2 separate regions of the Mus musculus genome follow, and region 1 is linked to region 2. A link is a loop called in an ENCODE intact Hi-C map of the cell type or tissue named here. Cell type or tissue: left cerebral cortex. All regions are shown on one strand. Links, peaks and the distances in the headings refer to the core of each region. The heading gives the core; the rest is flanking DNA.

Evidence for each region. A loop is a pair of places that touch in the nucleus more often than their neighbours do. Peaks named below come from ENCODE experiments on the same cell type or tissue, not always from the same donor. Only the 100,000 strongest peaks of a DNase experiment are listed, where the experiment ranks them.
Region 1: a loop joins it to region 2, with 3 times the contacts of the local background. A loop is called at or near these places in 10 of 42 quality-filtered maps.

What each region holds. Positions count from the first base shown.
Region 1 is chr17:71,959,953-71,970,955 of GRCm38, forward strand. Alk (anaplastic lymphoma kinase) reads right to left here. Exons shown (of 29, transcript NM_007439.2): 9 at 7,534-7,703. Among named protein-coding and RNA genes, the nearest start is that of Gm41613, 160 kb to the right of the region's middle. In left cerebral cortex, for the core only: a CTCF peak has its summit at 5,968; DNase peaks (open chromatin) are centred at 2,895, 4,821 and 5,979.
Region 2 is chr17:72,600,010-72,611,012 of GRCm38, forward strand. It overlaps Alk (anaplastic lymphoma kinase), which reads right to left and starts at 4,298. Exons shown (of 29, transcript NM_007439.2): 1 at 3,019-4,298. The coding sequence starts at 3,700. In left cerebral cortex, for the core only: CTCF peaks have their summits at 4,911, 5,150 and 6,430 (motif pointing right); DNase peaks (open chromatin) are centred at 1,630, 2,238, 3,252, 3,800 and 2 more places; H3K4me3 peaks cover 2,863 bases.

The DNA.
Region 1 (11,003 bases), core at 1,425-9,424, 640 kb before region 2:
TCTTCAAATGCCTCTCTCCATGCTCTCCCTACACTGCTAGCCAAATGCAAAGGAGTCCAAGGCAGGAGTGCAGGCCTGAGCCACAGTGGAAGGGGTGTAAGTTCTTGAACTCACCAGGCACACCCATGTTTGATTTTATCTGAGAAAGAAATGAATTTCATTTCTGGGAACTGAAGGGATACTGTTATTTCAGGTGTTGCTATCCCAATCAACAAACAGCAGTACTTCTAAGGTACCCAGGATTTGTTTAGTACACTTGGCATTGGTGGTTGGTGACTAACCAGCTCATGGTGATGGAAAGACTCTGCCCTTTGCTGGCTGCAGGAGACCATCGAACTCTTCTCCTTTAGCTGCAACCTTTACCTAACTACACACTCTGGCTATGTTGTAGGCAACCTGGTGAGCCAGGCAGGGTACATTGAGGGAGAATAGTTTAATATGCTCGGGCAAAGATATGACTGTTCTCATGCCTGTGTGCTGTATACAAGGCTCTGGACTCATTATGGAAACTTGGTCCCTCCTTTTATCCTTTGATGTTACCTGTCTGCTGACTACAGGTCTATATCTTTGTCTGGATGATCAGTGTGGCTGTCTGGTTACACCCAGGCCACATTTGGTTTGCTCCACCAGGTCAGTTTTTTTTTTTTTTTTTTGGCTTAGTCCTTGAGTGACTCGGCTCTGCAGGTGTTGCCTGACCACCTTGTGGTTGACAACTGCTCTACAGGGCTTTCAGGTGGCTCAAACAGAGACTCTATAACATGGTTCTATAATAGCAGTTTTTTTCCCCTGCAAGACAACAGTGCTGCCTATTATCCTGGAGATTCTAGAAGTCACTTCTTGACTCTGATAGCAGGCATTTGAAAGACACTGTATTCTGAATGTGTTGATCTTGATGTCTTTCTCAGCCATTTTCCACATTATGAAATAAGGCCTCTGACCTGGATCCTTCTGATTTTAGCTAGAATGACTAGCCAGCACGAGCCAGGAATCTTCCTGTCTCTGTCTCCAGTTGCTGTGGTCAGTTTGTTTGTTTGTTTGTTTGCTTTTGTTTGGACAGGGTAATTGTGTAATGCTAGCTGGCCTGGAACTCACTATGTAAATCAGGTTGGACTTGAACTCACAGAGATCCACCTGCCTCTGCCAACTGAGAAGAGCTGGGATTAAAAACATGTGCCACCAAGCCTAGCTTGGCTTTTGGTTTTTAAACCTTGGTTCTGAGGCATCAAACTCACGTCTTTATGCTTGCATATAAGCACTTTACACACTGAATCATCTCTCCATCAGCTACTCTTAAAATATATAAGATATTATGGGCCTCAGGGGGTTATGAAGCAAAGAAGAAAAACCTAAACAACTAGCTTGAAATGTGTAAGAAATATGGTCTAAAAATAACTCAGAACCAAAATATTTTGTCAGTCACAAGGCCTAGCATGTTTAAGATTCCTACCTCTTGTCACACACTGTATTGTATTTCCTCAGGCAGGGCCTAGAAAGCAGAGTGGCCTAAGGGTTAAGGGAAAAATCATTTAACCTCTTTAGCACTCAGATTTCTCATATATAAAGGGAGTTAATTATAGTTTCTATCCCAAGGGACTCTTTGAAGGATGAAAGCAGATAGTGCGGCTAAGTACTCGTTACAGTGATTGGCCAGCAGTGAGCACTCAACATGCGTTAGTTCTGACCTGCATTTGAAACTCATTCATGGCTGCACCAGGAAGCTGTGATGCAATTTGTGAAAAAATACAAGTTAAACATAACACTTCCAGAAGCAGGGGATGTCTAGACCCATGAACCCAGGATTGCCTGTAGTGTTTGGTGTATATACTTCTCTACACAGACAACAATGAAGAAAGTGCCCCGCTAAGTCTTTCCTGAGGGCAGAAAGATGCTCCAGGAAGGGAGGCTACTGCTATCCATAGTCTTCCTGGATAAAGTAGGGATGCCGAGGACGACAGCCAAAAGTTGAACAGGGGAGAAAAAGCATTTCTGGCATTTTTGGTATGAATGCATGAGGACATAACTCTCAGTTTAACCGAACTCGTTTGGAAGATGCATTTGCGAGGCATCTCACTTGCCGTTTAGGACAAAGGATGCAAAGGGAAACAGGAAACCTAAATATCTCCAGAGGGAACATTTTTTTTTGTTAGACTTTGTATACAGCATACAGCTAAAAGCCTTCCTAACGACGGTGCTGGGGAGTCGAGCTTGCGCAGGTGTGATAAGTTGTGTGCTTTCTATTTGACTGTGCGATTGGGGCGATTTGCGTGACGAGATTTGATCCATGGTTATCTCGCAGTCTCTCGCAGAGAGAGCCTGAGTGGCAGCCTCTATGCTGTAAGTGTGTCAAGGCTTAGGGCAGTGGGAAACACTGCTGTTAGTAAGGGAGATGATAATGGAGAGGAAACCCAGAATTATATCCCTGAAAGAGAATGAATGGTGATGACAATAAGGAGAGAGAACTTGCTTTTCGTCCATTTTTGAAGAAAGGTAAAATTAATTCCAGAAGAGATAATGGCAGTCACACTCGAGGAGGGAGAAGAGGTGGGTGGAGGACAGAAAAAAAGAAAGGAGCCATATTTACTCATGATAGATGTCTGAGCACGACAAAGCCTTTAAACACATTTGAATTAGTGCTGTCCTTCAAAGTTGCCATGAGAGCACGTATCTGTATTCCAGGGATGTTGCCCATGACATGCCGAGCACTGCTCACGCCACGCCGGGCACGGCTCTGGAGATTCTTTTTCCTAGTTCATCTTTGCAGTCTGGTTGTAGAGTGATGGTAATTCCATAATGATGACAGATGATGACGTTACTTCTATCAGTTTACATGGTTGTGAATGGACAGAAGAGATGCCATTCATGGACACACAGCTTCTGGCTGCCAGCCTTTTAATGGGCACATGGCACAGTCACTGAGATACTGCTGCGGCGTGGGAGCAATCTGACTGCAGTTCTTTGGTCTCCACGCTCAGCTCAAGCTCCCAACTCACAGGCGCCGGGGGGAGGGGGGTGGCACACGGTTAAGATCAAAGTCTTTCTCATAAAGTGGTTTTGACAGGACAGTGACCACACACAAAGAAAGCACAGGCACCAGGCGAGTCCCCAAAGAGGGTCTCCCTGTCACAAGAGTAACAAATGCTGTTTTGGTTTTTCTGACAGGACACAGGCGCTGCTTTGAAATATGGAACTCTTTGTGGTCGCGTTTATTATAAAGTGGTCTCGTCTGTTTTGCTAGACACAGGTTGGACAGAAGAGGGGTAACTGGAGGGATTCCAATGGTGAATTCTCAGCTCATTCAGCTGCTGTTTTGAGGTATATAGTCAATTTTTCTCAAGACATATTCTGGCAACATAGATTTATTGAGCTTTTCATGTTAGGCACGCTACTAGGTTCAGAAAGCAGTGGCATATAAGATAGGGACATGATCTCTGCCCTGTGTACCAATTCAAATATTTAAAAAAAAAACCCATTAAAAATGAAAGAAAAGGCACATGTTTGCCTCAAGAGCCTCAAGGACACATTGTGGGCACACAGATAGCCCAGGATGGAGGGAAGACTTCTTTAAACAGTGAGCGAGGAGTGGTATTTACAAGTGTGGATGGCAAAGGAAGAATATTAATGTGCAGAAACTTGAAAATGCAAAAGCTTGAGGTAAGGAGTTTTGGCTTGGTAAGGAACTTTGGCATGGTACCACCGAGTGAGAGGAGTCTAGGCAGAGGAGGAGAATGAATGGTATGAGATACTGAAGCTGAGGTTGGACACATCACACATAACCTTAAAGAAAGGTCTTATTGGAGAACATAGGGAATGCCCTAAAAGCCCCAGGAAGCCAGGGACATGAATAGACTTGTGTTTAAAAGAATTGCTCATGGGCGGTCCAGAGGTTATGGGGAATCTTATCTATGATAGGATCTTTGAAAAGAGTACTTCCTGACTGTACAGGTTGGAGACCCTGGGGGAGCAGAGATGATATAAGGAAGCATGGAGAATAATGTTTCCAACGGCTAAGGTCTATGATGGGGCGCTGACAACGAGGAAGGTGCTGAATGGTGGAGATGTGGGATGAAGGCTGAGGGCATAGACTGCGAATGCCTACCACCGGGGGCTGGGAGAAGGGAGGTGGTTTGCTTCTGTCCTCTGCTCATTTCTCATTTTCTGTTACTTTCTTCCCTAATTGGTTTCTTTCTCTCCTTTAACCTCCCCCTGCCCCCGTTCCACTTTGTGGCAATCCAGGCAGCTGGGGTGGCCTCTCTCCTGGGAGGAGGTCAGAAGAAGTTGCAGGACTTCTACGATTTACGCACTCACAAGAACCTCACCTTTGAGGTTATCATTATCGTTATCATTTCTGAGATGACTATGCCAGACTCCTCTGAGGCACTGTGCAGGTGATGGGGGAAGAGAAGTTTGTCATTTTTAGTAATATTCCTTATTAGCAGCTTTTAGTGTTGAAGCATTTAGTGTGTACCGAGGAGTTCACCACTTTTCTTCCCCAAACCAGAGACAGCTGTATGCCTCCATTTTGCAGAACATGGAAGATCAGTGGCTGGATTTGTACTGTTTGTTCAATAAATTACTTATGAAGCCACTTAGAGGCTAGAATAAAAGATGCTGAAAACCTCCTGACACCCCGTTATGTATAGATTCTTTTGGCGATCCTATTATTTATTCCCATAACAACCTGGTGAAGTACTGCTTACAGGATGGGATGGTGAGACTCGGGGAGTTTCAATAGATGGGATGAGGTTACACCACTAACTAAGCTTGGGACCGTCCACTTGAAAGCCTGCGCTCACTTGGACACGCTGCTGTCCCACTTCCTCTCCGTTGCTGCTATAGTCTAGTTTGAGTTTAGCAAGCGAAACTATCAGACAGTTCACCTGCGCTTCCTCATCTTGTGCCTCCGGTCTGCGTGCCTCCCACACTGCCTCTAGCTTTGAGAACAAGTTGGTGGCTGGCAGGCGTTTTTTTTTTGTGAATGGAGACATTTTCTTCCCCCTGTAATTATGTGTGAATTAGGTCACGGTGCATTGTGAACCAAGCTGGCTTTTGTCTGAATCTTCACTGAGTCCTCAAATGGATGCTTTGGCCTCAGGATCAATATTGGAAATACCAGTCTGCTAGTGACCATCAGTGGGGGGAAGAGGAAGGCTAGGAACAAAGTCTCCTTCAAATGCATCTCCTGCGGAAGGGAGCCAGTGGACTCAACGTCCTCCTTGCTTTAAATCCCCTGGAGTAGCTACGAAACAGAGAACTTGCTGGGTTGAAGAGAGAAGGGGTAACAGTCAGAATTAATTTTACATCTCCCAGGAGGGATGGCTCCAGCACCGCCAGCAAGGTTCCAATCCCTGTGTGTGACTGTCACAGTCCCCAAGGATGAAATACCGGCCTATGGAGGTGGCACTCATACTTTCCCCTTCCTCCACTTTAATTAAATCCATTTGTCCCAGGGTCATTGAGCCTGGGGACATCTATGGGCTCTGATCATCAAGCCACATACATTGGAAGGAGAGGATGGATGCTGTTCTGAGTTAGAAGGGGGTTTCTTCTCTATGACAGGAGAGTTCCCATTAGAAGTGGCAAGGAACAGCATATTATGAGGTTTGAGAGAAGAATTCAAAGCCCAGCTCCACACTTACGAAGCCTCATGACAACAGGCATCACTCTTTGCCCTGCTTTGAGCCTTTGGTCCTTGTATTTCAAAGGTTGGTTCACCAGAATGGTAATTTGAGTATCTCTTGTAAGACTATTGTGAAGACTGCACTAGATGGTAGAGCGTGATGCTTAGCCAATAGCAGGTGGTTTTCCCTTCCAGTCTACCCTGTAGGTGAGATGCCACCCTGCCTTTTGCTATAGGCTATGTCTGTGCCACCTGTGGGATATTCAGTAAAGCACAGCAGAGTGTCACAGACATGCTGCTGTGCCAGGCCATTTTTAACTCAAGCATTGCTTGCTCCAGGCTGACTGCAGGTGGCAGGGTAGTGCCATCCTAGGGAGACAAGTGACAGCTGAACTCCACAGGCTTCGGCTCCAATCCAATGCCCCATGCAGCTGGAGATCTGGTAATCCAGCCATATCCATTTGGAAGTGGGAAGGACTAAACCTGGAAGGAGTCAAGGCTCTTGTCCAAGGTCACAGAGGTTACTGGTAGTAAAGTCTGATAAGAACCAGGGTCCCTGGTAGAAGCTCTTCTCTGGTCAGTGAGGAGTCTGGCATCTCCCTATGTCAACCTGCCTCTGGAGCTGAATCAATAGAGCAGTACCCCCCCCCCCCCCGCCCCCTGGTTCCAGTCTTGGCTCAGAGACAAACTTGTTTTGCTCCTTTGATTTTTTTCAGCTTTTCCTCTTTAAAAGAACGGTGGAGAATAGTGATGGAGCTTCCCCACCCACTAAGGTTTTGTTGTTAACGAGGAAAGAGGAAATGAGAGGAAATAAGAGGAAGTAAGGCAACATCCATCAAGTGAGAGAAAATGCCATAGAGATATGAAACCCGAGCATCATTTGGTAGTAGCTCGAGTGCCTCATTTTCTGCTCTCTCCACAGACAGATCCTGAAGAAAGCCAATCAGGCCAGGTGAGAGCTGCAGGAGATGAGTGTTCATTAGTGCGCCATCCCTTGAAGAATCTCGAGCTCCCGGCAATTGGCAGGAGATGTGCATGTCTCTGTGTGTACATGGGTGTGGTGGTTAATATTGACTGCCAACCTGACAGGATGTAGAACTGCCTAGGAGACAGACCTCTGGACTTGTCAGTGAAAGGATTTTAGATTGGGTTTACTGAGGTGGGAAGACCCAACCTAAAACCATTCAATGGAGCGGTACCATCCAATGGGGCACTACCATCCAAGAGGGCAGTACCATCCAATGGGGAGGAGTCTCAGGCTGAAGTAAAAGAAAGAAGCCAGGCCAACACCAGCTTTTATGGCTCTATGATTACTCATCTCTGATGCAGTGTAACCAGCTGCCTTATGCTTTTGTCATTGTGCTGTCCCTGCTATGATGGCTTAAACCCTCAAACTACGAGCCAAAATAAACCCTTCTGTGATGGTTTGTGTATTCTCTGCCCAGGGAGTGACACTATTAGAAGGTATGGCCCTGTTGGTGTAGGGGTGTCACTGTGGGTATGGGCTTTAAGACCCTCATCCTAAGTGCCTGGAAGTCAGTCTTCCACTAGCCGCCTTCAGATGAAGATGTAGAACTCTCAGCAACTCCTGAACCATGCCTGCCTGGATGCTGCCCTGCTCCCATCTTGATGGTCATGAACTGAACCTCCGAACCTGTACGCCAGCCCCAACTAAATGTTGTCCTTTATAAGACTTGCCTAGGTCATGGTGTCTGTTCACAGCAGTAAAACCCAAACAAAGTCACCTTCCCTCCTTAAGTTGTCAGGTACTTTGTCATAGCAAAGAGAAAAAAACAACCAATCAAACGTCTTAGATAAAGGGCATGGGGGAGTGTGAGACCTTCCCAGGTCAGCACTGTGCCTTGTAGGGTAAAACAAAGCAGGAGGTGGGGTGGGGGGAATGAATAGTAACTCACCTGTCAGTCACATCGAGGAGGGACAGCACTGTATGCTGCCACAGGCTTAAGCCTTCGTCAGTGGCGACATGCCAGACAGTCCGGCTTTGCTCCTTTCCGGTTTTGTTCTCCACCAGCACCAGAGATACGTTTCCTCTCAAAACCCCGCGGATGAGCCAGGACATGCGGAGCTGAGAGAGAGAGAGAGAGAGATGCACACATCAGTTAAAATGTTATTGTACCACGGAAACCTCAAGTATCCTTGCAGCCCCGGCAGAAGCTTAAAGGACTTTGCTGGAGGCTCATCTGAATTGATCCAGCAAAGGCAGCTGATGCCCACAGCCTGATCTTGCTAACAGCTGCCAAAGGACTTTCACTGGAGTTCAAGGATCTGGGCAGGAACCACCATCGAGCAATCCGAAGCTTCATTGAGGCTGATGATATCACCCCAAATTTCAGTGATTCTACCTCTGCACTAGACCAGTAGGGTTATTCAGGCGAGCTTCCTTAAGGATACCCAAAGATTTTTGCCTATGGTCTCAACTCACTATGTGATGTAATAGAGGTGATTTTTTTTCCCATTCAATTTCTTTTGATTTAGGAATAATGGACTTTTGTATTCCTTCTAATAATTACAGGTGTTGTTTGAACAGTGTCAGATCACATGTTAGCTAATGGGAGACTTCCTCTCTCTCTCTCTCTCTCTCTCTCTCTCTCTCTCTCTCTCTCTCTCAGATACACACCTATATATCATGATATCCTAATATAGTTATCTTCCCAAATAAGGATGCTGCTTTGCCAAAAGGAAGCCGAAAGCGTCTGTTTTTGTTGTGTCGTGGGTTTCTATGGCACCATTCCCTAGACATTTGAAAGGAAACAGTAGCTAATAGTAGTCTTTATAAGAAAGTGTAAATGTAGTCATGTTCAGAGGCAGTGCAGGCTACAAACTGAGGTTTAAGATAATAGAGGTTGTGTTTGATCGAGGCAATCTACAAACAACACCTAGCATGTAAAAGAACTCTGCTGTTCAGAGTCTGAAAGAAAAAGGCTCCCGGAGAAAGATGGGCAAACATAGTGTATCCTGAACATGCAGAGCTCTGGTCAGCCATGGTTCTTGGCTCTCGTGGTTTGAAGAGCTAGTTCTCTGTCATGCCCAGCTTCTGTCTCCCAAGCCCTGACTGGTAGCTGCTTTACAATTCAATTGAAGAGGATGGTACCACCATCCATAGTAGCCTGATAATTTATACTGTCCTACCTAGAAACCCCATCTCTAACCAAGCCATAGCTGGATCCTGGGTCCTGATCCGGTGAGTCAAATTTACCGTCACATGTCTCTATCCAGGGGAACAAATACTCACCCCCATTAAAACCTCCCATGGTAGCTGAAGGAATCTACCAATGTTTTTCTGTCTTTACTCAGTTTTCTTGTATGGCTGGATAACACTGATTAGAGGATTTAACCAACTCCACCTTAGGTAATGCTAACCAAACCTACACTATAGGCAATACTTTCTTATAGTCTATGGCATGCAGTGTCCTGCTTGGGACTGTGCCTGACATGTACTCTCCTTTATTTTGCTCCAGAACACTGTGGATTTGGACTTGGAAAGTGGAACTGTTGTTCCTCAGTGCCCTTGGTTGTTGGTACTTACCTCTGTGCATGTGTTGGTACTTTCTCCATTCTGTGGCTGCCCATCCCACCGCCTTCTAGCCCCTGCCCTTTCAATTGATCCCCCCCTTTCCCCTACCACCTTCAATCGCTGTGCCTATAGCTCTTCTGTCCACAAAGAAGATCAGATCCCTCCCACTTTAGGAAAACTAAATGCCTTCTATTTAATTCTTGTGGCTCTTCTGGCTCACAATCTGTTTCTATTCTCCACTTAGATGTTCGCATATCTAGTAACAGGAAGGTAAATGAGTCCCCTTCTTTATTCTCTTTTATGTTAGGAATGGATCCCGAAGCCTTGTACATACTCGGCAAGCACAGTACCACTGAGCTACATCCCCATTCACTCTTCAATGTTTTTCCAACAGGCTTCTATCTTCACTTCTTCATTAATCTAACAACAGAAGTCTCATATTGCCTTTAGAACTTATTCTCTGAAGTACATCCATGGCTCCTAAAGTACCCCTTCCCCTCTCTCTCTCCCTTCTGAAACCTCTTGTGAACTTCTGTCACATTCCGCTGTCATCTGTGACTCGGCTCAAAAGCTTTCAATGGGTTCTTATTCTCCACTGGAAAAAGTCAAGGTAACCATGGTATGGTCCTCTATGATCTAAGGAAATCAGCGTGCTTTCTAGTCAGCAAATACTGATGGAGCAGCCGGGCTGAGTCACAGGTGTTTGACAGATACACAAGAGGTTTCTTCATCTTCTGGCAATATGTTTTAATTCAATCAGGGTTGGGGGAGGGGAAGAGATGAGCTAGAGGGGATAGAGGAGTGAGAAAGGAAACCAGAGAGAAGAGGCAAGAGAGAGAAGACTGGGGTGGGGGCGCGGGGGGGGGTGGTGTTTAAAGAGTTCTTAGTCCCCTCACCTCCACCCCGGGAGGTGCTAAGGCTCCCTTTTGCTTCCAGGCTCCCATATGGTCATCTCCATATTCTGAAATGTTTACTGTGTGTTACTCCGTTTTGACTCACTCCACACAACACTTCCCTGCCCTCATATGGGGATATAAATAGCAAGTTAAGATTTAAACAATGTAACTGACTTTGGTTGTGATGTAGGACCACCCAATAGCCCATAGAAGACACACAAGACAATGCAAGACCCTTGACATTACTAAGACTTTAATCACCAAACCTGTTTGCCCTAACTAGTAAGAGTGATGAGTAAACAGACTGAAAAGAAACCATCAGACAAACCTTGCTTTGAAATGATGAGTTATATTACGAACACACCTAAGAGTTAATGTGACACCTAAGGCATATACTTCAGTAGTGTCTGTTTCTTAGAAATAGATGAAGAATAAGACTGCAAACAGGCAGTCAGTAGACAACTAGTAAATGTGTTTGGGATCATGCAGTGTCTCTTGATCCCTGAGTCAGTAGGGATATGTGTCTACTCAGATGTGTTGCCTCCAGATACAGGGGTTCTCTGTGTAGTCCTGGCTGCGTGGGACTCACTTTGTACACCAGGTTGGCCTCGAACTCAGAGACTCACCTGCCTCTGGCTCTCGATTAAGGGTGTGCATCCCCACTGCCTGCCTCCTAGGCCTACGTCTTAACTGCACCTTCCCACGCAGGATCTCCAGATTCTGTCTCTGAGCCAGTTGTTTTTTCCTTCCAGAGTCTGATCCTCACACCAGACCTTGCAGTGTTAACCTGGGACCATGTTAGAAGGGTAGAATTTCCAGCTGGGTACAGACCTACTGAATCAGAGTCTACAGAGAGGCACGGAATGAAAGAGCAGCCTCTGGGGCTCTGCCTTGGTCTTCATTTACTGCCTCTCCAGAACGCAGTGAGAGTAACTGACCTTTGTATCAGTACAGA
Region 2 (11,003 bases), core at 1,428-9,427:
GTTCTCCCGGGAAATGTTTGAGGGTTTGAAGCACCGATCCCATTTATGAATTCACAGGAATCCACAAAGAAAATCACAAGCAGGTCATTCATTACAAAGGCTCTCAAACATCCTTTTGTCCTCTCAGGCAGCCCAAACCACAAACAACACCATGGTTTAGCTTTGGCCTTACTGCCTGCATCCTCATTTTATCATCTCCCTGGTTACGATTCTTCTCAAGTTTAGGAAACTCTTTTCAGTCTGCAACACATGGGCTCCCGAAGGCCACTGACTATAAGGAGCAGCAGAACATGTCCCCACACATAGACCATTAGCCCTATTGCTCCCCTCTTGGCAGGACCATAAGTCCCTTGGTCATTAAGAAAGAAACTGAGTTTGTCCATTTTCCTTGTGTTTAATGGAGTACCCTATGTCACAAAAGAGAAAAAAATTCCATTCTATAACTAAGAGGCTATATGAAAAAGAATAAACTCATCTCCTGCCCCAACATAAGAAGTAGAAAAAATCAACCACAGTGGCAGAATGAAAGCCAGAATTTCCATACCAAGAGATGAATGGAGCCACAGTGATGTGCGCTGCCCCCAACATGGAATATGGTGTGTTACAACACCATGGAAAGGTCTGTGATGGAACCAGTATCTGAGGGATGCTGGGGAGGCAGTGAGGCAAGAGGCCAGTCTTGTGTGCCTAGCTGCCTAGCCACAGACAGGACCTGCCCTCAGAGACAAGAGAGCCCATCTTGTTCAAGTATGGCGACCACGGAGCCTGAAGTGCTCTTCAACAAGCTGTCTGTCTCTCTGGAGGTCACAGAGAGCTCATCCATTTACACTTAGTGTCTTATTTGATCCCATCAATAACCATTTGATCCCAATCCTGTTGGGAAAAAAAAATATGCCTGGCCAAAATTTCTGGCCTTTTAATGGCAGAATCCTGGCTCTTTCTGAAGCCAGCATTTCTATGTGTGTCAAATGATGCATAAGGATTGGCCCCGCTGCCAAATGGACCGAGCTCCTCAGGGAGGACTTGGGAAGCTCATACTTCCTTGTAACCAGTAGCAGACCAGCGCTTGGGAGACAGTCCTTTCTCCATGAAGCTCCCCCTGAGCACAGTTTGATTTCTGCACACAGGGCTCAACTACAGTAGTATGTTCTTCGAATGCGGTCTGTGACTCAGATATCCACTGATAGTTTCTTAGCAGCCTGTCTATAGTTGGTAAGTTTGGGGCTCGAAAATGATCCTCTTTGACATCAAACATGTGACAACAGTTGATATAGACTGCTGGGGCATATGGTCATATCACAAGAGGTGATGAGGAAGCCCCAACAGTGCTCAAAGACATGAACGTGAAAGAAAATTTGTCTTTCCAGAGAAGTCATTTTACATCCATTACAGAAGCCCTGAACGCTAAAAGAGGTTTCATGTATAAACCGCAAAAGCCACAATACTGTTACAGCCCAGCTGTTCTTTACAAAAGTGTCCTTAGTGAGACAACAGTTTCATTGTTTCGTGTCATTTATTTCACTGAAGGCACTGCCAAGCTCATCAGACCCTGCCTTTCACTAGGCACAATACAAATTCCAGCACTGATCATAAGGGGCTTGTTTGAAGTGGCACCGATGTCACCCATGCCCGTGCTGAAATACAAATCCACATTCTGTTTCCCTGGAGGACCACATGCCAGTATAGTTTCTGTGCAATGACAGAGGAGTCTCAGCTTCTCGGTAGCTCTGCTACAGGGGAGCACTGACTCTGTGTGTGTGTGTGTGTGTGTGTGTGTGTGTGTGTGTGTGTGTGTGTGTGTGTGTGTGTGTGTAAGCAAGGGAGAAGCTGTACCTCTACAATGGACCCTATTCGATGCTTTTCATCCAATTAATACTAAACATTAGTAACCAGTGGAGCATAAGAACTCCATCTATTTCTGATGATGAGGACGTAGAAAAGAAGCTAGGTTTGTTCAATGAAATCAGTGTGGGCTTCTTTTTAAAAGCATGATTTCTCTTTCTGCGGTTTTTCTCATTCATTTACATTGCATATTTAATTCATTCACAAGTCCTTCCCCTCACGGTCTTCTGAGAGACACACTCATTCAAAACCACCTGGCTTGCCATTCAAAAGACACTACTGCAGAGTTAGAAGTAAATGCTTGCACATACAGCCCCTAATGCGGTGAATTTTGGAAGAAATGGGGGAAGTAAATGAAACAGAAACCTCACTCCAGGAGCCTCCAGCAATGAGAGCCTGCCAGAGCTCTCATCCAGAGCAGCTGCTACACACATGCAAGCTAAGACTCCCAGGGCAAACAAAGGGGGAGGCAGGAAAGGCAACTGTCTTGCTTCTCCCCCCGAAGCAAAGTAACCTCAACAGTTTTCATCCCATTCCCTACAACTCTCCTGCCCCTGTTCCTTAGTTCCTCTGGGACTTTCCTGGGACATCTGAGAACATCGAGAGTCTGAGTGTGTAAACAGTCTGGAGGTGGGAGTCCAATGTGGCAGAATGAATAATTAAGGAAAAGAGAACCTCTGGGTTAGCCAGCACTGGAGAGGAGGGACAGGGACAGGCAGTTGGCTGAGACTCAGTATTAAGGGGAATTCTCTATTCTCTGGGAAATTCGACCACATTCTCCAAATAGGTGGTCGTCTAGAAGAGAAACAAGAGTCAAGAAAAAAAGAGCAATAGTGTGAGGTCCCGTAACTTGGAACTCGGGCGTTATAGGGACGTTTCAGCCATTCTCAGAGCTCAGGAAGGAGGGCATCCAATTATGATCCAGTGGGATCGTGTGTAAGTCAGTGGAAGGCATTCTGCCAACACTGGAAAACTTTTCTCCCAACTTGGTTGCTAGAGAGAGAGAGAGAAGGTTCTATTGGGAAGTTACTATGTTTAAGCACATAAAAAGAAACCACGGGTCTAAGTTCAAGTACGATGAAAAGGGGGCTAGAAGAATAAGAGTTAGTTAGCAGTGTCTACATGTCGTATAACTAAAAATGCAAATCCCAACACACTCTAGTGGGAGCTGCTCACCCGTCCCGAAGATCTGGAAGAGAAGGCGGGGCTGGGAGGCTCGGATCGCACTGGATAGCCTTCCCTCCCTGCCCACTTCCGATGCCTTCTTCTCAGGCATCAGGCGGATCCTCAGCCTCCCTTCGCCGTGGAGAATCCACCAGCTGAACAGCTCGCTGAGGTTGAACTGGAGTATCCCCACAGCCGCTACCTCCTCTGGGGGACCAATACAGCCTTCAAGAATCGTCTCCTCGCCCAGCTCCAGCACCAGCTGTTTGGCACGCCTGAGCTTGCGCACCGAGCCTCCCTTCAGCACCCTGGACAGCGTCGGACCCGCCTCGGGACTAGGAGAACTGGCTCCATCTGCCCAGGAGATTCCAGGCAGTGGCCCCAGCAGCCTGAGCAGAGGCTCACAATCCAGGGCCAGTGATCCCCGCGCCTCCAGCCCGCCAGCCTCGGGCTCCGAGGGGGACCGTGGCTGCGGTAGCAGCAGGTCTCGGGCATAGACGCGGAAGAGCGAGGGTACAACGAAGTCCACTGCCAGACTCTTCCTCTGCAGGCGCGAATAACTGAGCGGCTCCCGGGGCTGCAGAGGAGGCCCTGAGGCTGGGGAACCCGCGCGCTGATCGGTTGCAGCTCCGGAGTACGAGGCTGCTGCCAAAAGCAGTGGAGGCAGCAGCCACAGGAACCCAGCAGCTCCCATCCCGCTGGAGGGCGAGTTTACACTAGTCTCCCTTCCCTTGCTGGTCCAGCCTCGCCCTTCACTCTCCCCCAAACAGGAAAGGGCTCCAAATAGTCCTTGGTCCTGAATGGCTCCTTCCACTAGATCTCAGGGACTGTGTGTACACTATAGAGCGCCCTTGCTTTTCCCAAGCTACAAGGAGGCGAGAAGGGTTCTCAGCAAAACGGAAGACAAAGTCAGGGGGTAGTTCGGAGACAGTGAGACACCCTGGGCTCAACAGCTGGATCCTGCGCCTCTCGCCGTGCTGCGCCCCATTTGTAGAGGCCTTTGCTCAGGGACCAGGGAGGTGGCAATTAGGTACCGTTCAAGGAGCCCTCGGCGACCAGAGCTCTCCTCTTAGCTTCCAATCTTCTGCAACTTTCCAGGCTGTGAACCGTGGCTCCGAGTCGGTCACTGTCTTGCCCACGTCCTCCGCTCCTGTCACCTCCTCTGCGCTCCTTCCCAGGTCTAGGCAAGGACCACCGGAGGGGGCTGCTTTCTAGCGCCCCCTCAAGTGACCTCCGCTGCAGGAAGTCTTCGGATCGATCACCCTGCCCGCTGAACTTCTGGGCGTGAACACGAGCTCTGCGTTGCGGAGAGGAGGCTCCCGCTGCCTCCACGCGCGCAAGTTTGCAGCGTCCTTGCCGTCACCGACGTCTTGGTTCCTCGGAGTTCACTCCCAAGCACCCGGGCGGCCCTGGCCGCTGGCGACTAGTGAAAACATTCCGGGCAGAGGAGCCCGCAATGTAGCCAGCCCCCTCCTCACCTACCAGCAGCGCCCGCGGTTTTGTTGACTGGCCAGGGGGCGAACGGAAAACGTCTTACTGCCCCCCCGAGAACCGCTGGACAGAAGCAGCGGGAGGTGCCAGTTGCCACCGCTGCTGCCGCCCCCAGAGCCGCTGGATCGCATCTGCCTGGGCGCCCGCCACTTGCAGCTGGCAGTGCCGCGAGCGCGCGCCGAAGGGGGGCGGGGCCTCCGCGAGGGGCGGGGCTCTAGAGCGAACTCAGCGCAGCCGCCCAGCCCACGCAGCCGGCCCCGCCCCCTTCCAAGCCCGCCGGCCAATGCCGCTGCGAGATCTGCTCCTATGCAAATCTGCAGAGGCCTCAGTATTCATTGAGAAAAGCACCAAGCCCGCCCCGCCTCCCGCTGCTGGTGCCTGTTCCTTCCTCCAGATTGCCTGCCCTATTTCTCCGCTGTGCGAACAAGAGAGTATTTTGGATAAATGGGAAAACTGGAAGCGATCGTTGCAACCAAACACTCTGTCTAATTATACATTTAACAGATTAAATGTGTCCGACTTCAGAGGAGCAGGTTCCGGAATAAATCTGGAGGCAAAGAAAAACCAGAAGGAGGCAGGGGTAGCGAGGCCCTGCAAGATTCAAGAGCCTTGGAGCCTTGAAAGGGAACCTTCTCCAACACTCCTGTTATTTGAAAGCATTCCTGAGAGCCTGAGTTGTTCTTCTTCGGCTTTAGCCGCAACAAATGCTGTCAGACCTGTCAGCCACTTGGTTTTCTCATAATGGTGTCTGCACAGGTTTCCAGACAGAAACTGGGGATGAAACTCAGAGCCTTCTATAAGACAAGCGAACGCTCTGCCGCTGAGCAACCACCCCACCACGACACTATTTGTTTATTCACTTTTTTTATTTTGGCCTTTTTTGAAATACGACCTCGTTTTTGTAGCCCAGGCTGGGCTTGAACTCACTACACTGCCTAGACTGACTAGGAACTCTTGGAAATCCTGTTCCGGCTTTTCAAGTGCTGGGATTTGGGATTACAAGCATAAACCACCACACATGAGACGGATATTTTTAATTCCAGTTCTGGATCATTTGCTCATGTGAGACTTCCAAGCCCACCCTCCAGTCCTCTTGACTGCTACTTTGCCCTAGCGGTCCATGAGTAGCAGGCCAGAGGCTATGGATATGACTCTGTGGAAGAAGGTTGTGTGGGGCGGTGGCACACACACTCAAGGCCTTCTATTTATTCACTTACTTAAAATGCCAGGTTCTCCCTCCAGTCTCCTTTTCTTTCAGATAATGGCTGTGTGTCACCAGAAGCCCAGATAAGGGTAAGTTTTAGTTCACACAAATTTCTCAGTCCCTTCTCTCCAAGGCTGACTGTCTCACTCATGCTAGCTCTCCCAGTGTCCCAGTACATTGTCCAGTGGACCCTCCCTCACCCAGCTCTAAGAGATGCAGTATCTTGCTCACTGCCCCACATGCGAGAACAGCCAAGTGGAGACCCTGCTCCTTTAAGGCCAGGGTCTTTCCCATAACTGTGCTGTCATGATGAGCAGTGAAACCCTAAAGACAAAACCAACCAATCAAACAAACAAACAACACTACTTCTCAGTGAACGTCTGGCTTTCAGCCGTATATGTGAAATACTCATATGTAGCCAACTTAATTGTTTAAGGGATGAGATTTGAAAAAAAGAGAATTAAAAAAAAATGCTCCTATCTTGGGGAAGGAAGAAGACCATGGAGTTAATTATTTTCATAGTATGTTTGGGTTCTCATCAAATTTTCTGCTGTGAAAACCCTCAGGAAAAAAATCTTTCTATCTAAAACGTGAAAAGGATCAAAACACTAGCCCCTTCACACCCCTGTTCCATGTCTTTCCTGTCTGTATAACTCTTGTTCAAAGGCGAATTGACTCTTAATCTGTCAAGGACTGTGAATAGGCCTCTGAAACCAGTGGCCACTAGGGGGCAGCAGAGACTAGAAACTCAACCTGGATTAGCCATCAAGGTTCTGAACGCCCTGCCAAGGAGCCCTTAACTTGCTTTTGTATCTCATGGAGGGAGCATGTGTGTGTGTGTGTGGGGGGGGGGGGGTGTCTCAATTAACTCTCATGCCTTATTAACTCTCTCACTTCTCCCAAGGAGAAACACGTGCCTTTCCCTGAAGATTAAATTATACTAACTCAAAAATGACCATGTCCCCTATTTGCTTGGTAATTTTTTGGCTATTGATAATTTATCAGACACCAAGCATCTGCGTCTACAAATGTGTATGTGTGTGCATGTGTGTCTCACATCACACAAGTAGCCTTTTGGGAGGACATAGCAATTACTAATATTTCCATGAGAGGAGGAACAGTTAAGTCTCAGAGAGGCAAAATAAATTGCCCAAGATCAAACAGCAAATAAATAACAATGTTAGAATTCAAACTAGTGATTCTTTTTCTCAAAACAAAAATCATACATCCCATTGAGACAAATTAGGCCTTCTCATCGGGACAACTATAATTTTGACATTGTTATCCTATGACATCACCATGGAGAGGTGAGGTTACAGGGAAGTGGAATTTAGAAGAAACAGGGGAAATAGAGACAAAATATGTGAGCGCTGAAAGCTAGCATGCCTTGTGTACACAGTGTGAGTCCAGTATGCTTCAAAATAATCCTCGGTTAGTATTGAGAATAATGGGGTAGGGAGTATGGCTTGGTGGCGTAGACCTTGCTTAGCATGCATAAGACAGGAGGTTCAATTCTCAACGTTGAAAAGATATTCTCGGTAATACTGTACTGTGGGGGAAGGGGTTATAGGTCTCTATTTACGGAGGGCAAATAAAAACTGAATTAGAGTCACTCCTCATTGGATCTATTCTGGTGTCAAGATTTATCACCTGAGTTGACCTAGATATCTGAGTCCAGGACCTTCATTAACAATAGAAGGTAAATGGGGAGGGATGCACTGATGGACAGTGATGTGTGGGCAGAGGAAACGAAGAAGCTGAAAGGGCAAGGACGAGTGACACAGGAGGGTGAGGATGGCAAAGAGGACAGGTACAGATACTAGAAGATCTGAAGAGACGATAAAAATGTTGGGTTGCTGGGGTCACCTTGCACACAACTCTGGCGGTTAAGTAAAGAAGAGCCTTTTCATGGAATTCCCAATTTTTCTATACAAAGAAATGGACAACTCGGTTGGGGTAGGCTTTGAGTTCTCTATAAGGAAGGCAATTAACAGCAGCATTTTAGATCCAGGTGGTATAATTTCAGTAAACATATCTCATGAGTGTAAAATCTGACTGGGACCTATAGACCTTGGACATCCGTTTAGTCAATGAATATCTCCTGAGTACCTAGTGTATACAGGCTGATGCCTGTATTGTGCAATGTCACTTTGAAGAAGATACATTGAGTCCCTCATCCCTAGATGCTCACATTCCCACGGGAAGAGAATACAATAAGGATGTGCGATGAAGGATGGTTTGGTGTGGGGGTTGGGATATTGCAATAGATCTAGCTAACTGGTTAGAGAAGGGATCTCTGACAGGATGTCCTCATTTGTTGGGCGGGATAATCTCCCAGAGATTGTAAAGGAGAAAGGTCTCAGGAAATCAAGTGTGTGAGACGAGAACGTGCTGACACATCCAAAAGGCAGAACAAAGAACAAAACCAGTAGGGTTAGAAAACAGTAAATGAAAGACATGGCCTGGAGGGGTGAGCCACACACGGTCCACTTCCTTGAGGGTTTTGGAGAACACGGTAATAAAGAAAGCTGACTTCTGACTGCTGTTGGAGGACACTGAGAGGTTGAATTGCTGAGTAATTAAATAAAGATATAAGAGTTGGAGGGAGACTTGGGAAGAAAAGGGAGGCCGAGGTGGGGGATCAGATAAGTTGGAGTTATGTGGGTGAATATGGTCAAACTTCATTATAGGCATATATGAAATTGTCAAAGAATAAACCTTTAAAATAAGGAATTGGGACCCTGAGGACATCTCCAAATAAAGCAAGCGAATTGTGTTCAGGAAAGCCGGAGTCACAGCTCTCCTCTTTAGAGATTGTAGGACCTTGAGAAGCCTTGATTTAGCTGTGCTCCTAGTAAATTAGGAAAGGAGATGGCATGGTCTTTAATATGCCAGTCAAGAAGTCCATGAGGAAGTCTTCAAATGACCCAACAGTCTCATCCTATACCAAGGAAAAGGGTTGGCAGATACTAGGAGACTAAGTTTCCAAAGGAAGGAGAAATAAGATGAATGTAATACTGAATGAAAGGGGGAGGGCAAAGATTTATCTAAGAGTATGTCTTAGCCCATAGACAATCCTCAACCCTACTTCTGTAGCTTGCTAAGCTATCATCTAATATTCATTATGGTCAATGGTAAGAAACGTCATTAAGTATCAATGCAATCAATATTTACTAAGTATCTACTCTGTGCTTCTCTTGGCATGATGTGCAGAGGAACGGTACTTTGGCAAATAAAAGTTCAGAATCTAGGGCTGAGATGGCTCAGTTAATAAAGTGCTTGCCAGGTAGGCATAATGACCTGACTCTAGGAGCCCAGAAGTCAGGTAACATGTTACGCCCCTGTAACCCCAGCCCCAAGAAAGTGTCCACAGAAAGAAGCCAGGGGCTTTCTGGCTAGCCAGTCTACCAAATTTGTGATCTCCGGCTTTAGTGAGAGATTGTATCTCAAAAAACTAAGTAGAAAGTAGTCAAGGGAGACACCTATGTTGATTTCTGGCCTCTACATACACATGTACAAATGAACATATACAAGCCTAGGTTCCTACCAAACCAAAACCTTAAATTTACATTACCAGAATATTAAGTTCAATCCATGCCTATGCCACAACTAAACAGAAATCATAAAAATAGAAAACATGGGAGGAAAATAATAAAAACTGCACCACCTGGAATGAAAATCACCCTTCATCAGAGATGACTTTAATCGGATTTGATCCTCCCCCCACAAACACCTAAATCTCAGTAGCTGAAAAACAATGAAATACATTGGGACTGTGTGACTCATCAGTCACATAGGAATCCAGGCTGATGGGGCAGCCACTACTATACAGCTGTGGAAGGTCTTGTACCAACAAGCAAATACTCCAACCCATAGATAACATATGTCTTTTGCACGCGCACACACACACACATACACACACACACCACCCTAACCTATATGAAGCAGCCAGTGCTGTGAAGAGTCAGAAATATCTACCTAGCAAATATCCTTACTGATCCCCTTAGAAAGGTAAGACTTGAAAGTTGTATGAAGAAGACTAATATAGACTAAAAAGAGGTCCATAGGCCAGAGCCATCTGGAGAAGAAAAATGCCCTTAATTAATTCACTGTGAATCCACAGCCAATCTAAAGAGCCCAACCACCATTGCAGAGTGCTGCTTCTCAAATATGCTTGCTGCCTTGCCCACATCACCGTGGTCTCTACCACGGTAGCACATAAGAGGTGACACAGGCAAAGAGAAAGCCTTTTCCAAATACCAGAGGAATAGCACTCTCCTGGAAACTACAAACAACCCTACATCTACAGAAGAGAAGAGAAACAAGGAGATAAAAGCAAACAGCAGTCACTGTACCTCTCACAATAATCCATGTGTTCTCAGAAGCCCAACACATTAGGGAAGAAGGGCACAGGCTATTATTGTAACTCCCGAACGAAAGCCGGCTTTATCACTTCCTCCTATCCTGATGTGCTTTTGCCTTCTTAAAATGTCTGTTTTGGTTGAGGAAGATGAAAGAGAAACCTTTGGGGGTAATTTGGTTATCAACGTAACTTTCTTGAGAGTCTTTCAAAGAGCCCTCAAACCAATACACAGCATCCTTCTATTTACCTTTCTCTGATTTCCAAACAAGAAAGGTGAGGGCCCCGGCCGAGGACTTTCAGTGTCAGCAAGAGGGCTCTGGAGCCCTGAAGCTTGCTGGTGACTCCATGATGGATCAGCAGACTGTAAGCAAGTCAATCTCCAAGCAATAGACTAAGTCCAATGGACCCGCTCTAGCCGTCCGAACAATCAAATTAAGTTCCTACTACCCAGTCTGATCTGATCCATCATTCTACATTCCTGCTGTGCCTGCCTGGCTTTCTTACCCAGACCCTGGATGATTGACATCCCTTGACTAATACCAGATTAGCTTTAGAAACCAATCTTGGTTCTCCTTTGGAAAAATTGAAATTAGATGCTCGCTATCAACTGGCTATCTTACGAACCCCTTTCTCACTCTGAGTTCAACCTCTGACACGATGAGCAGATCCTATTTTGAGTTTCTGTGATTGTGATGTTACTTCCTTGTGTCGGGTAGAGGGAGGAGTGCACAGACGTGTGTGCTTGAGTCCTCGTAGGCAAATGCACACGTGTGGAGGCAGAGGCTGATGGTGACTGACCTCCTTAGGCATTCTACGGTTTAGTTTTCGAGACAGGGTCTCTCATTGAGTCTGTAGCTGGGCTGCTAGCTCCAGAAATCTACCTGTCCCAACATCACCAGTACATGTCTTTTATACATAGCTTTTCTGTAGGTTCTGGGT